Linked DNA regions of Homo sapiens: region 1 is linked to region 2. A link is a loop called in an ENCODE intact Hi-C map of the cell type or tissue named here. Cell type or tissue: GM12878. All regions are shown on one strand. Links, peaks and the distances in the headings refer to the core of each region. The heading gives the core; the rest is flanking DNA. Region 1 overlaps ANKRD44 (ankyrin repeat domain 44). Region 2 holds the start of BOLL (boule RNA binding protein).

Evidence for each region. A loop is a pair of places that touch in the nucleus more often than their neighbours do. Peaks named below come from ENCODE experiments on the same cell type or tissue, not always from the same donor. Only the 100,000 strongest peaks of a DNase experiment are listed, where the experiment ranks them.
Region 1: a loop joins it to region 2, with 4 times the contacts of the local background. A loop is called at or near these places in 2 of 110 quality-filtered maps.

Annotation. Positions count from the first base shown.
Region 1 is chr2:197,170,230-197,178,570 of GRCh38, forward strand. The region is part of intron 2 of ANKRD44 (ankyrin repeat domain 44); the gene reads right to left. Among named protein-coding and RNA genes, the nearest start is that of ANKRD44-AS1, 24 kb to the right of the region's middle. In GM12878, for the core only: no CTCF peak of the experiment used is centred there; no DNase peak of the experiment used is centred there.
Region 2 is chr2:197,782,347-197,790,687 of GRCh38, forward strand. BOLL (boule RNA binding protein) reads right to left here and starts at 2,973. Exons shown (of 11, transcript NM_033030.6): 1 at 2,710-2,973. RefSeq lists an enhancer at 4,149-4,378. In GM12878, for the core only: a CTCF peak has its summit at 3,774 (motif pointing left); no DNase peak of the experiment used is centred there.

The sequences.
Region 1 (8,341 bases), core at 212-8,211, 610 kb before region 2:
AGCCAAATGACATTGAGAAACACGGTGTTCAAGAAAGTTAAACAGATTCCCTTATGGCAGGAATTCTCAGAACCTTTAATATGACAGTTACCTTGTAAATCACTAAAATACAAGGAAATTTGTGGTAGAAGTGCTTCCCAAGTTTACTTGGCCACAAAACTCCCTTTCTTTCCCTCCTAAACACTTGTCAGACTTGTTCTGGACTCTGAGAAACACACTTTGGAAAATGCTGTCATAATGTAGTCTTCCCTAGAGAAAATCTTTCTAACACCATTCCAATTCATTGTGCCTAGAGCAATATTAATAATGACTGAGTCACTGGCAGCAACTTCTTTAAGCTTTGTGCATCTTTATCTTTCTTAGACTTGAAAATAAATGCTTAATGCTAAACACATTTTCATATGTCTTTTTAATATCAGTAAAAAGATCAGATTTTTGTTAAAGTCTGAAATGTTCATGAAGGCAAATATGGAAGGGTAGAAACTGGTGGCAATTTCAAGTTGAATTAAAATGAGATGCAGAGTTTAGAGTCTCTTTCCTGTATTAGAGTAGGCAGCAGTGAGATTCTCTATTTAAATTGTGAAAGTTTCTTTAATGAGCATCAGAGAAGCGGCTTCATGTTTGGGGCACTGGAAGAGCCTTAGTTTTCTCCCCTAGTTGATGGGGCCGGGGGTGGTGGAGATTCCCTGATGATGGAGTGGCAAACTGTGCAGGTAAATTATTGGTCCCAGCTGACAATCAGTACTTGAGAAGGCTGAGGCAGCTTAGAAATAGGAAGTTAAAATATTCATGCCAAGCATCCAGCGTTTGTTTAATCAGGGCTAATGATTAGTTTCTTAATGAAATTTTACAAGCTCAGTTGAACACAGAAAACATTTGCTTCTCTAAAAGCAAACAGGTCTGTTTCTATTATAATCAGACATCTGAACCACAGAAGACCCCCAGCCCTTAGGAGTACAGAGGTGAATCTGTTCAGGAACTTCCGAGTTTTCTTTGAAGATGATAGTGGCCAAAGAGTGATGGGAGAAGGAAGCTGGCGATCAACAAGATTTGAAACTGCAGGATCTAATGCCACAGACCCTGACATAAACTTTGGGCAGTTGTGCTAAACACAGCAGCTCTCAAGTAGAGGGACAGATGATCAAAGGAGCTAATATAGTCAGTGGTTATGCTAGAATGTCTGTTTGGGAGGGCTTTGGAGTGACAGTCTAACTGGAACTACTTTTACATTTCTGGCAGGCTGTTCTTACTTAGGTTATATGAGAAAATTAAATAAAATGAAATTTAAAATTCAGTGAAACAGGAGAAGGAAGGATGATTAGGGAGAACAAAAGGGATTTTTAGATCAGTGAAACTATTCTGTATGATATTATAATGGTGGATGTAAGATATGCACTTGTCAAAACCCACAGACTGTACAACACCAAGACAGAATTCTCATGTAAACTATGGACTTTGGGTGATCGTCAAGTGTCGGTTTGTCATGATGATGTTCATCGATTGTAACAAATGTGCCACTCTTGGGTGGGATGTTAATAGCGGGAGGAAGCCAACCATGTGTAGGGGCAGGTGGTATAGGGGAAGTCTCTTAACTCTGCTTAATTTTGCTGTGAACCTAAAACTGCTATAAAAACTTTAAGCCTTCTTTTAGAAATTCAATTAAAAGGTTTCAAAAGATGTTTTAAGTCATATTTAGTATAAGATGGAGAAAACAATTGCCTAAGTCAAAAATTACTCCCATTATTATTACCATGTCCGTTATTTTTCTTCTTTTTTTTTTTTTTTTTTGAGATAATGTCTCACTCTTGTCTCCCAGGCTGGAGTGCAGTGGCATGATCTTGGCTCACTGCAACCTCCACCTCCCAGCGTCAAGTAATTCTCCTGCCTCAGCCTTCCAAATAGCTGGGATTACAGGTGCCCACCACCACACTCGACTAACTTTTGCATTTTTAGTAGAGAGGGGGGCTTCACCATATTGGCCAGGCTGGTCTAGAACTCCTGACCTCAAGTGATCCACCCAACTTGGCCTCCCAAAGTGTTGGGATTACAGGTGTGAGCCACCACGCCCGGCCCCATTATTATTCTTAATAGCTTGAAGAAAGTGGTTGATAAAGGTGGTAGGTAAGCTGAAAAGCTCTCCCGCCACCACCAAATCCCCCTACCCATGTACTTCCTGACACTGTTGAGTGTAGGAGTCTAGTGCTGTAAGAGCCCTGGCTACACCAGGAACGTGCAGTGATGGAACATTTCTACCTCTATTGCAGTACTGACGTTTCCTCTGTGATCTTGGCTTACATGTCTGTCTCACTCACCTGATTGTATGATCCAGCAGGGCAGGAACCCTGTCCTATTCATCTTATTTTGTTTGTTTGAGACAGAATCTCACTCTGTCGCCCAGGCTGGGGTGCAGTCACAACCTCCATCTCCCAAGGTCAAGCAATTCTTATGCCTCAGCCTCCCAAGTAACTGGGGTTACAGGTGCCCACGACCACACCCAGCTAATTTTTTGTATTTTTAGTAGAGACAGGGTTTCACCATGTTGCTTAGGCTGGTTTCACACTCCTCAGCTCAAGTGATCCGCCCACCTTGGCCTCCCAAACTGTTGGGATTACAGGCTTGAGCCACCACACCTGACCAACTGTCCTATTCATCTTATAGTCCCAACCCCTAGCACAGCACCAGGAACACGGTAGATGCTCAATAACTGTCTGCTGATTGAATAGAAGTGAAACAGCCAAGGTTAAATAGATAATTTAGCTGTCTGCCCTATATGTTTTAAAATTGTTTTTCCATACTCAAGTTTAATAAAGTTTGAGGAAATATGCTAACCAAATTTATTAGTTTGCATTAAAAAGACCTGTTTTGAAATTGTTAAATGGCTAAAGTCTGACTGTATCTTTAGAAACAAGATATTCATAGTACAGCCCCAACAATTTCTATAAGCAAAATGCAAAACAGGATCAATCATGTGATCTTTCTAGAAAAGTTTCACACTGAGCCCTAGACTACTAAGTCATTATTCAAAATTATGGGTGGTAAAATCTTCCTTAACTTTTTCAGTGACACCTACAATTATATCACAAAATATTCAAAACCCTTTCTAAATAAAACTTTGTCCTCTAGCAAGTATTCTTTTAATAGGAAGCTCACAAAGAGGATATTTAAATGTGTCCTAAAGAAAACCCAGGCACTGCAGTAATTCTGTACCTATATTTGAAGTCGAGTTGTCATGTTATAGCAAAAACAGACTTCCCTGACATTTAGAATCTTGTCAAAAGCCAAGTTCTGAATATTACTTTAGGGCACCTTGACACATTTGTTCTCTAGTTTCCCTGCTTGAGAGAAAAACTATCAAGGTTTTCTAATATGGGAGACCTATATATTGAAATGTATCATTTCTGAGGGAAATCTATTTTTAAGGTACCGAGAACAAAGTCAAAAGTCCTTGAAAAAGAGATTTTTATAATTAAATGGATTCAATGGTGCCAAGTAAAATTCATTCCCTAAAAATACAACTTACAGCCCGGGTGTGGTGGCTCACACCTGTAATCCAAACACTTTGGGAAGCCGAGGTGGGTGGATCACCTGAGGTCAGGAGTTCAAGACCAGCCTGGCCAACATGGTGAAACCCCATCTCTACTAACAATACAAAAATTAGCCGGGCATGGTAGCACATGTCTGTAATCTCAGCTACTCGGGAGGCTGAGGCAGGAGAATCACTTGAACTCAGGAGGCAGAGGTTGCAGTGAGCTGAGATTGCGCTACTGCACTCCAGCCTGGGTGACAGAGTGAGACTTAGTCTCAAAAATAAATAAATAAATAAACAAACAAACAACTTACAATGGTGTTATTTTTACAAACAGTACAGTCCTTATGAAAATTCTTACATGGTTCTCTTGCTATCCCATTTTTCTAAGGTATATGACTTAATAAGTTTTTAAATTTTTTTAATGGTGGTAAAATACACATAACATAAAATTTACCATCTTAATCATTTTTTCTAACTCATGTTTATTATTTGTACAATCGTTAGCACAGGTCAGAATCAGAGAGCCTAGGACAAAAGGAGGTTGATAGAGCCATGATTAAAAAGCTGTAACTAAGAATGGATCCACTGTGATAAAAGCCTACAAGGAATATCATAGGAATATGAAATATATGAAGTAAATGCTCATGTATCCACATAGATGAATCTGGAACATATAATGTTGAGTGAGAAAAAGCAAGTTACAGACCATACAAACTGTTCACATATGTAACGTTTTTAAAGATACACAACACTGTTTATTGTTCTAGCATTTATGTATATATGTGCACATAAAGGTATTGATAAAATTAGAGTATATAAAGACAAGGATAAAACTTCAGGACAGTGGTTCCCCCTGGGGAGAGAGGCGGGGAGGGAGGTGATGTGTCAGGGAGATTAAAAGAGGCTTCAGCTCTGTTCATGCGTTCCTAGCCAGTGCTGGCACCACTGTAGGTGCAGGTGACTCAACCATAAGCAAAGCCATGATGAGCTCATGGAGCTGAACAGTTAGTGGAGAAAGACAGAAGACAAACAAATAAATTCACTACATATGTCAGGTGGTGAGAAGTGCTAGGAAGGAGAAGTTAGAGGTTGATTAAGGGTTGCTATTTTACATGGGAAGATCAGGGGAGGTGTCCCAGATAAGGAGGCATTCATGCAAAAACATGAATGACACAAGGGTGTGAGTCTATGTTTACATATGGAACAAACCTTTAAGTCTATAAAATTTTATGATGGTTCTTTTAAAGTAAATATGGCAAAGTGTTAACATTTATTCTTAGTGGTGGGCTCTTGTTGTTTTTTGAAAGTTTGAAAATTTTCATAATAAAAAAAGATTTTTTTAAACGCACTGTCTATTACTGAAAGATGAGGAGGCAGGATGTCAGACATCTCTGGATCTTTTCCAAATGAAATATCTTGAGCCTGTGACTGGAGGTCCTATTTCTTTAAGTGTTCTTACATATTGGGACTTCCTGAGAAAAGCCGGTAATGGGCAATACTTCCCAACCATTAGGTTATGCATGCTTGTTTGCCTATCTGTCCATCTTTGCTTCCCAAATAAAACGCATGCCTGCTCAAACATGGAGTGTCCCCTGCTTGAAAGAGACAAGGTCAGAAGATGAAGAGTCAATCCTGCATGTGTGTTTTCAGTAGGAGAAAAGGCATATATGAAAAGCAAGTGAGGATGCAAGGTATAAATCAACATGAAGCACTGATGACAAAAGACAGATGCTGGAGGGAAAAACACACAGTGTCGGTACCACTGAGCTGAAGAGCCACCATTTAGTATGTACTAGTGTCACCCTTCTCCCTCCCTCCCCCAAAGAAAGGGACATGGTATCATGTTCTGTTCCCAGGTGCTCAAAGCAGAAAAAAGTTGCAGCAATGTGATTCCTTCAATGCTTTTTGGAGTTAACATAAATTGACCAAGAAAGTACACAATGAAGTATTCAGGGTGTCAGCTCTAGTGCTACATCTGTAAGAAGTATTTTAAAAATATTTGGTGAATGAATGAATGTAACTGAGGTTATTCATGACAGTATTACATAAATGATACATATTTCTGTACTCAGAGCATTTCCTAGGTCACAAAAGGCTATTACATACCATGGCAGAGACTGCTGTTTTACCCCAACATCTCTCTTGCTTTCATAATAGGAACCCTGATTTTTAGGTTCCTAAAAGTACATCACCACCTAATGCAGTTCCGGACAATATATAAGCAATTGTGTCCTTAGTGGAAGTGTCCTTAAAGAGGGAGGGCATACCCTTCTTCTGCCTTCTTCCTTCCCACTAGTTGGAATTTGGATGTGATGGCTGGGGCTCAAGTGGCCATTTTGAGCAAGGAGATAGAAGCCATCTACCAAGGATGGCAGCACAAAAGGAAACAAAGATTGGACTGTGACACCATGGAGTGTCATGCTAGTCCTGGACAGCCTATCTCTGGACTTGCACATGGGAAATAAATAAACTTCTATCTTATTCAAAACTTCGAAATTTTAGTAAACTACATGTCTACTTTACTGAAAACTACGGTTTTGCTGTTTTTGTTGTTTCTCTGTTGAATGCAGCCAAATCTTACCCTAACTGATATACATACATCATCTCATCTCCCTAACCACACCTTATAAAGTTTATTATGATGCCCACATTATAGAACTGAGGCCAGAGGAGGTTAATTGGCTTGCTCAAGGACCCATAGAACCCAAGACTTCTATCTTCAAGCCAAGCCCAGTGCTCTCTATACTCATAGTTGTATTTTGGTGTGACTGATATGGATTATTTACCAATAAATGAAATATATTAAGTGAGGACATAGCAGCTTGGCTGTAAAGGAATTATATCAGCAACTCTGGACATGAGCTTGTAGGAGTAGGGAAAACCAGAAAGAGGTTTAGAAAGGGGAACTGAGAGATTAGGAAAAGACAGCCTGTGTTACATGCAGAAAGACTTTAGAAAGTACAAAGTGAGAAACCCATTTATACTATCCTACACTGCCAGAAATAGCCTTCTGAGCAGACAGTTGGCAAGTGACCCGGGTATAACCAGCTATGCAACCTCCTGGTAAAAAATCTTACCTACCTCTCCAACCCCCTAGGCTTCTTACCCTAACTGAATACCATATACACATTTCAGGTCTTTTAAAGTCAGTGTTTCAAGGGTATAATAATAATAATAATAATACATCTACAAACTTACAGTTGGAAGGCCCTCTGGCTGTCATAATCATATAGTTATTTAACATTTGAAACCTAAAGCAATAGGTCCTTGGTAAAAATCAGGGCCGGCACAATTAGTTGATCTAAAATATACTTTATATCCTTTTCATTTAAACATGTCTTTTAAGAATAATCTGGGTATGTGGTTACCTCTGCCCATTCACTTTTGAAACGTAAGAGTTATTACTTTTCCAAAAAGCTTCTTAAAATTTTTCTGATTACGTTTTTTCATTGTAAAAGAAATTGGAAAGTAAAAGGTATCTGAAAAGTTTTAATTGATTTTTAGCTTGAGCAAAACTAATAATCCATTTTCCATAATTTATTATATAAAATGTGATGATGGTAGAAGAAAGAAAAGAATTCTACTAAGATGGCAACAGGTCCCACCAACACCACTTCCTCAGGGTCCAGCTAATCCCATGAGAAGAGCCCTTGCAATATGTAAAAGATGGGAGCGCCATTATGCTTGTCACCGTGAGTAGTAAGTACCACGCCACTGAAATGTGCTCTACACTTATTCAAACTGACAAATACAATGAACACATTTTAAAAGTCAAATCTTTATAGTAAAGCAATTTGGGAAGCTAGTTTGCTTTCTCGTGAGTTTGTGTGTGTGTTTGTGTGTGTGTGTGTATATATTTATATAAATTTTTTACCATTTCTAAATATAATACATGGTCAGTGTAAAAAAACTTTAATAATACATAAAGAAATAAAGAAAAAGGCAAAAATCCCACCACCAAGATTCAGCTATAATTAATGTTTTGGAGAATATTCTTCTAGATTTCTTCTTCTATACCCACAAATACACATGATATCTGCTGTTTAACAACTGTTTCACTCAAAAATATATCTTGAAGAGCTTACCTTTCAATATGTAATAAATACATATGCAGATAAATACAAAGCACACTTTTTAAAGATAACATGATACAACCTCATGTGGATGTTCTGCAATAAATTTAAGAAATAACCTATTGGTTGTTTGCAATTTCTGGTTATTATAAACCAGATAGCAACAAACATCTTTTTGTATATATAGTTAACCAATTATTTCTCTTAGGGTGAATCCCCCACAGTTAGAATGTTGATGCATACTGCCAAACTGCCCTCCAAAGGGTAGTACAAATTACTCTCCCCAAAAAGGCATCAGAGTGGTTGGGATTTGATTTTCATCTTTGCCAACTGGAGGGTCAAGAATGACACCACGCTGAGCACAGTGGCTCACACCTATAATTCCAGCACTTTCTTTGGGAGGCCAAAACAGGAGGATAACTTGAGGCCAGAAGTTTGAGACGAGCCTGGGCAACACAGCGAGAACTTGTCTCTACAAAAAGTTAAAAAATTAGCAGGGCATGGTGGCACACTCCTGTAGTCCCAGCTACTTGGGAAGCTGAGGCAGGAGGACTGCTTGAGACCAGGAGTTCAAGGCTGCAGTGAGCTATGGTCATGCCACTGCACTCCAGCCTGGGAAACAGAGTGAAACCCTGTCTCTAAAAAAAAAAAATTTTAACTAAAAAAAAAGAATGACAGTATATCATTGTTTTATTTGAATCCTTAGATGCCATGTGAGGTTGAGAAAAAGATAAATAAC
Region 2 (8,341 bases), core at 96-8,095:
TAATCATGTTTGAATGCTGACAAAAACAAAGGCATTGCCCAAACCACAAGAATAACCAAACAACCCTCCATTCTGGCTGATATGAGTGACTGCTCCTTCTTTATCAGCTATAGTTTTAGCCTCGATCCATTTTTCTTTCCTTTTAGATAAAAGTTAACACATCCAATCATAGAATTACTACCATTTCCTGACGCTATACATTCCAGAGTAAAGCCCTACTTCCTTAAACCCTCTCTAGAAATTGCTCAACAGAAGCCTATATCCTGTAAGTTCTAACACCTTCTGATTGAGAGGCCCCATGGTTTATGTTTTCCCTTGTTTGAACAATTAACAGACCCAACTTTACTAAATGACGCATGTGTTCCTGGTGGTCTTTAACTAATGGTCATCGACAAGTTAATAAACTCTAACATTCACATTCACCATTTTCAGCCTGAAAGTCAAAATTTTAAATGCACTTGTCAATTTGAAGATTGGACTGATTTTGTTAAAAAATTATATACTTGTAGCTCATAAATGTTTATTCCAAAGAATTAGCTCAGTACATATCCACATGTTCACAATTCTAAGTTAGAGGACATAATTTAAATTTTAATAAATATATATAAATGTATAAGCCTTTGCAGAATGGTAAGATAATAGACTTTTAAGGTATAACTGAAAAAAAACCCAAGACTTGAGAATCACATTGAAGAGAAACCAATTCAAGAACTGGTGAATTATTTTCCATCTGGAAACACTAAACACACTTCTGAGACAAACCCCATAATATCCTAAAGACAAACCCCATAATATCCTAAATGTGTGCTTCAAAAAACTTGAAGTAAACTGGGTGTTGTGGCTTGTGCCTGTAATCCCAGCTGCTTGGGAGGCTGAGGCAGGAGGATTGCTTGAGATCAGGAGTTCGAGACCAGCCTGGGCAACAAAGAAAGACCCCATCTCAAAAAGAAAGAAAAAGAAAATAACAAAAGCTTGAAGTTCATAATTCCAATTCTCTGAGAAACAAACTCATGAAAATGAATCTCCAGCTCAGGTAATAAAGTTGTTCTTTTTCAAATTTGTTCTGCTCTTTCTTCTCTGGCCAATACAATCACAATCCCTAAATTAATCTTTGCAAGATGTACAGAGAAATGACTAGGGCAGGAGTGGCAATTGGGCTATAGGCTGGACCTTATGGGCTCTCTTCCCCATCCAGCCTTAAGGAAGTATGTACTCCTAATAAGGGAATATGTAAATACTTCTTTTAAAACACAGAAAAGCCACCACATTTAATAATTACTATGTTGTAGTTTCCAATGAAAGAAACTGGGAATCTAATCTTAACAGCTTTCTCTCTGGGCACTTGGAGGTTATTTGTGACTTCAGTCACTTCGCTCAGTAGGATATAATGCTCAGAATGGGTAATTCTGGAATGCTTAGTATTTTTCAACTATGGATTTTGTATTGCTAGAGATAATATAACAGCTCTAGTAGATGTAATCTTGTCTTTCTGCCCATTTGTTTACAGTGTCAAAATTACCTATTTGCTAAATTTAAAAAATCATTCTTCATGAAATTCTCTTATTGAAAATAAGATGTACTAATATGTTCGCAAGTTTAAGTAAAAGACAAACCCCATTATATTTCATTGAGAGAAGGATGAAATGAACGGAAGTAAACAGTGCTTTATTTCCAATCTCGAGAAACTAAAGGATACTCCCTGAGAAAAGAAAAACAACCTTTCACACTCAATTCACTTCATTCTCCTCCACTCTCTAAGGCTCTATTGTGGGCTCGCTCTGCTTAAGTTTTCTCCCTCATCATTTTCTAACATACGATATAGTTTACTTAGTATGTTTATTATCTGTCTCCACTATTATGTAATGCACCAGGGCAGAAGTTTTGCTTTTTTCATGGCAGCATCTAAAGTACTGACAGTACACAGCAGGTGCTCAATAAATATCTGTTGAATGACTAAAAGTGAATCATTTCTTCAGGAGAGACCTGCTCATGATATGCCAAATAGGCTGAAGGCTAAAGAATACAGTATAACAGCAGTCTAATACATATATATATATATATATATATATATATATATATATATATATATATATATATATATATTTGAGACAGTCTTGCTCTGTCGCCAGGCTGGAGTGCAGTGGCGTGATTTCGGCTCACTGCAACCTCCGCCTCCCTGGTTCAAGAGATTCTCCTGCCTCAGCCTCCTGAGTAGCTGAGACTACAGGTGCGCACCACCACGCCCAGCTAATTTTTTTGTATTAGTAGAGATGGGTTTTCACCATTTTGGCCAGGATGGTCTCGATCTCCTGACCTCGTGATCCGCCCACCTTGGCCTCCCAAAGTGCTGGGATTACAGGCGGGAGCCATCGCGCCAGGCCTACAAAATATTTTAATGTTAGCAATAGCAAGGCTCAGGTGGAGGCAACATCTAAGTTCATTATAAACAATTAGCGATGCATTGAGTTAAACAACAAAGAAAGCCTGAAATTCCACTAGCAATAATTCCGCATGTGTTACGGAAACACCTAGATGGGGACTGTTGCCGGGTTTGAAGGCTCCTCCGTTTGCTAAAACTTCCAGCACTAGAGAGTTTATTAAACTACTCCTCCAAAGCAATGTGCCCTCACTGGCCCCTCCCCTTGAGAATCAACCTCGAGATCTAGCATCTATTTTGCAAACGAAGACAGCAGGAACGGGCGGGCTAACCGTCGCAGTCACTGCCTCGGCGCTCCTCCCCCTCCAAGGCCAGCAAGTTGCGGCACTGGGGGAAATGGCCGCGGCGACAACTTCCTCGAGTTCTCTCGGGTCATCGTGAACTTGGGCACCGAAACGAGGATCCACCCCCTCCCCACCAAAGTGCGGGAGGGAAAAGAAGGCTAGCCAGCGAGAAATTTTGCCCCACAAATCCGCCAGCAGCAGTGGCGGGAAGCCTCAACGGCAGCGACCCCGCCGCTGGCCTCGTGCGCAGCTGGTCCCCACCCTCGCGCGGCGCTCCCTGATTGGCTGCTGGCGGCGGGACGGGGCGGGGCGGGATGGCACGTTGCCGCTGCGCCTCGGGCCTGTGCGGGCAGTCCTCCTTCACTTCCCCAAGTCCACCCTGACTGGCTTGGGTGCACAGCCAGGGCTAGAGTGTCCGGGTCCCGCCTGGGCCACAGGCGGGCCCTGCCAGGTCTCTCAGACCTTCCGGTCCTCGCTGACCAGTCGGGGAGTGGAGGCGTCGACCGCCCTGGCAACTCCTCGCCTTGGGCGGCTGGGTCGAGTTCGGCCGCAGGGAGCGTCAAAGACGCTGCCTAGCCCAATTTCGGCGGGAAAGCGGTTTACCTGCTCGGACTTCGCTGGGTGCCTGGCAGCCCGCCGCCTCCCGAAACATCCACGCCTGAGGTCCCCTGGCCCGTCTACACCCAGTCCAGGCCCCGTGGCGGCGCCTTTCTGACCCCCATGACACAGCCAGACGAGGTCTGCGGGCGGGTGGCTCCTGGCAGCGGTCGATGGGGCACCTGGCCACGTTTCTTCCCAACCAGATAGCGAGCGTTTGGGGCCTTCACCTCGCCCCTCCAAGCCCTCAGGGACAGGCTCCACGCTGCTCCTTCTCCCCGCTATCCCGCGCCCTGGGGCCCTGATCGCCGTACTCACCGGCCCGGACTCGGTTTCCATCTTCCTCTCTGCTCTTCAGAGACGCGGGGTAGGGAAAAGAAGCCTAAAGTTTGAAACCACCTTCACGCCAAGGCAGCAGCGCTGCTTGTCCTGCCTGGGACTCTCGCCCCCTGGCGGCGAGGGTGGCTGTGGCAGCTGCAGGGAAGCAGGCTCGGACCCCGGCCCTGAACCTGCCACCTGGCGGGTGGGGAGAAGCGGACTGCGTCGCCTCGGGTGGCAGGTGGCGGTGCGGGCGGGCGCTGCAAGCCGGAGAGGGGCGCGGGAGGGCGAGTTTCGGCTGTGGCCCTGGGACTCCGAGCCGGGGCGTCTCAGGGGCAGAGCGCACGGCACAGCGGGGCGGGCGTGGGGCGTGCGGAGCGAGGGCTCGGTTCTGGGACCCCTCTCGCCTTCTCTCAGACGGCTGGGGAGGAGAGAGCGAGCGGTCAGGCAAAGCTCCATGCACGCCTTCCCCTCTCCTCCACTTGAGAAGAGTCGGCCTCTGGGACTGGTGGGTTTCGAGAGGTTGAGGTGACCTTAAGGCTTTACTGAGGTAGAAGAAGCCGGTTGACGGGCGACTTCCGAAGACTGGTGTAAAGCGAAGAAGGTTCTAGAGTCAAACTCTGACTCTCGGGGCCTGACTCGCAAAACTCGGGGGCTCCCGAGAAGCCGCGGACGCCGCTCTGCACCTGTTGCCGCCGTCACTCATCCCGCCAGGCGGGCGGGGCCGCGCGGGTGGCTTGGTCAGGACCTGCCATTCAGCCCAGTCGGGCTCCGGTGCTCGCCCCGGACGGCGCCCCAAGCGGGTCCCGGCCCCGCTGAGCACCTCCAGCAGTGGCACAGCCTCTGGAGGGGTCCGGGACGAAGCCACCCGCGCGGTAGGGGGCGACTTAGCGGTTTCAGCCTCCAACAGCCTTGGGATCGCCTTTGGAAGAAGATTGCGCTTTTTTTCTTAAATTAATGAATTAATTTACTAATTATTTTTATTTTTGAGACGGAGTCTCGCACTGTCGCCCGGGCTGGAGTGCAGTGGCGCGATCTCGGCTCACTGCAACCTCCGCCTTCCGGATTCAAGCGATTCTCCTTGTCTCAGCCTCCCGAGTAGCTGGGATTACAGGCGCCCGCTACCACGGCTAATTTTTGTATTTTTAGTAGAGACGGGGTTTCACCATGTTGGCCAGGCTTGAACTTCTGACTTCAAGTGAGCTGCCTGTCTTGGCCGCTCAAATTGTTGGGATTACAGGCTTGAGCCACCGTGCCCGTCCAGTTGACTAATTATTTAGACACGAAGGCTCACTCTGTCGCCCAGGCTGGAGTGCAGTGGTGCGATCACGCTCACTGAATTCTCGACCTCCTGGGCTCAAGCGATCCTCCCACCTCAGCCTTCTGAGTAGCTGGGACCACAGGCAGGCCCACGCCACCATGCCTGGCTGAAAGAAGACTGCTTTGTAAATAATACGTATTTCTAGTAGGTAGCTAAAATGATTACAACTGGATAAACTTATAGTAATGATTATCATTATTATAGCTGCCATTTATCAAGTACTCACTTTGTTTCAGGCACAATGCTTTATGATCAGTATCATTTAATCTTTTCATGCTCACAGCAACCTTTCAGATAGATGCTCCAATTATCGTCATAGTACGTGATGAAGCAGAGATTTGAAGGATAAGTAATTTGGTCAAGATCTAAAGCTGTAGGAGGTTTAACCCTCGTCTCCCCCCCAACCCACAGTTCTTGATCATAACCATTTTGCCACATATTTTTAAAGAATCAGCAGTAACAACTGTTAAAATTTACACCAGTAATAACTATTGTACACACTACTATAAAAGTTTGACTTTGGGTTACTTTGCCTTCAAGATATAGAATTAAAAACAGAGTGAATATATTAATTTTTGATTTATTCAAAGATTAGCTCTTCATATTATTTTACCCAAAATAAAATGGGAAACAATTTTTGTTTATCTTACCCGAAGAATCCCTAAAGTCATTATACATTTCTGCATGCAATTTAAGCTCATTTTACCAGGTTTCAGTCTCTGTGGAAATCGAGAATACAAACCTATTTAGATGAAAACTCATATTCTAAAGCATAATAATCTTACTGTTCAATACCAGTAGAACTAATCTTCTTTGGGCATTTTTTTTTCCTAGGACTGTTGCTGGATTTGGGTAGATGTTACTATCCTCTCTTGCCCAAAACATTTTGACTAAAAACACTTATTTTCAAGAACTACATTCTCTTAAAAAATGTATTCAGCGCAGTAGGTGTTTAATCTGACAAAAATTTACGTAATTTAGGGAACGCTAACTGTATTTCAAGGCTGGTGTTGGGTACTAGAGGGATATACTTTATTTTCAGTGTGGCAGTTCTCTGTTCTGCCTCTTACTATTAATTCTTACACCAAAAGGAAAGTTCAGCTTTAAAACTTGGATAAACCACATAAAATTATGCAATGCACCCCAATTTAGTAGACACTTAACAGAGTTCCTATTCTGTGCAGTACATAATGGAATATAATGTGGGAGATATGAAGATGAAGAACAGGGGTGTCCAATCTTTTGGCTTCCCTGGGCTACATTGGAAGAATAATTGTCTTGGGCCACACATAAAATACATAAACACTAACGATAGCTTATGAGCTAAAAAAATAAATCACAAAATCTCATAATGTTTTAAGAAAGTTTACGAATTTGTGTTGGGCCGCATTCAAATGCGGCCCATGGGCCACCAGTTGGACAAGCTTGAAGAACAAGGTCAAACCTCTGTTCTCAAAGCATTTTAAATCTAGAAGGATAGAAAAAACTAATTACTCCAAACAGTATAATATAAATATGCTTATAAGAAAATAAAATACAGGCATAACAGGCTGAGTGATATATTAACAATGATCAACGGTCTGTGGGAGAACAGAGGATAGCATCATAGAGCACAGTGTCCAGGGCTGGGTAAGGGCATTGTTAAGGCTGGAATGCTGGTCTGGGCAGAAAAATTGAGGGAAAGATATTGAGCCTGCATCATGTACCTAATGCTGGGCTAGCCACATTCTTTTTAAGTCTTAGTTCTCTCTTTTTCTTAGTCTCTCTTTTTCTCTCTCTCATTGGAAACCTGAGTCTTAGAGAGGTAAAAGTGACTCTCGTGGTCACATTGCTAGTAAGTGGTGGATGTCATTTTCAAAACTTTGTTCCTTTTTTTAAATTATACCTTAAGTTCTAGGGTACATGTGCACAACGTGCAGGTTTGTTACATAGGTATACATGTACCATGTTGGTTTACTGCACCCATTAATTCATCATTTACATTAGGTATTTCTCCTAATGCTATCCCCCCCCTACCAGCCCCCTACCCAACAACAGGCACTGGGGTGTGATGTTTCCCACCCTGTGTCCAAGTGTTCTCATTGTTCAGTTCCCACCTATGAGTGAGAACATGTGGTGTTTGGTTTTCTGTCCTTGCGATAGCTTGCTCAGAATGATGGTTTCCAGCTGCATCCATGTCCCTGCAAAGGACATGAACTCATCCTTTTTTATGGCTGCATAGTATTATACCATGGTGTATATGTGCCACATTTTCTTAATCCAGTCCATCATTGATGGACATTTGGGTTGGTTCCAAGTCTTTGCTATTGTGAATAGTGCTGCAATAAACATACGTGTGCATGTGTCTTTACAGTAGCATGATTTATGTTCGGGCTCAGTGCACTTTGTCATGTTACTTATACTATGGCAATAAAGAGAATTTTATTCTGGAGACCTTTGTAAATAGGGACCATTGAAGATGATTGAACCAGGAAGTTGTATAATCAGAGCCAAATTTTAGGAAGATATTTTCATATCAAAGAAGAGTTTTTGAGGGGCACAGACTGGAAACAGATAGTTGAATTTGGAGGAGAAAACAATTCAAGTGAAAAATAATGGGGACCTGAACAAAGGTGACAGGAGTGAGAATCAAACACTGGGAAAAGGTTAAAGAGATACCAGTGAGGAATTGAGACTGTTGGGCATGGGTGATGATGGAGAGGGATTGGTGAGGCTCATTCAGAAATCTGGTTTCACATATGGGAGATACTGTTTACCAAGATAAACATAAAAGTATAGCACATTACAAATTGCAAACCTAAAAATCCCATTTTCTTAAGTTTTCTGCCAGGTTCCCAATGTTTCTCATCTTTTTTCTTCGCACAATCTGTTCAGAACATAGTCTTTGTTTCAGGGATTTACCCAACTACCCTTCTTTCTTGCCTTCCCTAGTTGACAGTTCTTCCCTTCTTGCCTCTTGAGTTTTCTAACTTCAGATTGAAGCTCCTAATATCTACTTCTGGCTCTCATTTTCTTGATAACCCTTTGGATGCATTCTCTAGTTTATAGATGTGGATAACTATTTTGTTCCTCCTGTGGGCAGGCTTTATGCTATGGCATGGGATACAGCAATGATTAAGGCCTAGTTCTTGCTCTGGTAGCAAGACCTAGTGGCAGCCTGTGATCTAGTGCAAGAAGCAGCTAAGCAGCCTGTGGTCTAGTGCAAGAAGCAGCTAAGTAAGTAAAAAGTTTATACATTCATTGTGCTAAGCATGGCAGTAGAAGAGTTGCCAGGTACAGAGATAGCCCAGACCAGGGAGTGATTTAACTTGGTAGATAAAACAACATGAAAAGACATGTTTAGAAGATGCCTCTGTTTCCATTTTATTTTTTTTCTTGTTTCCA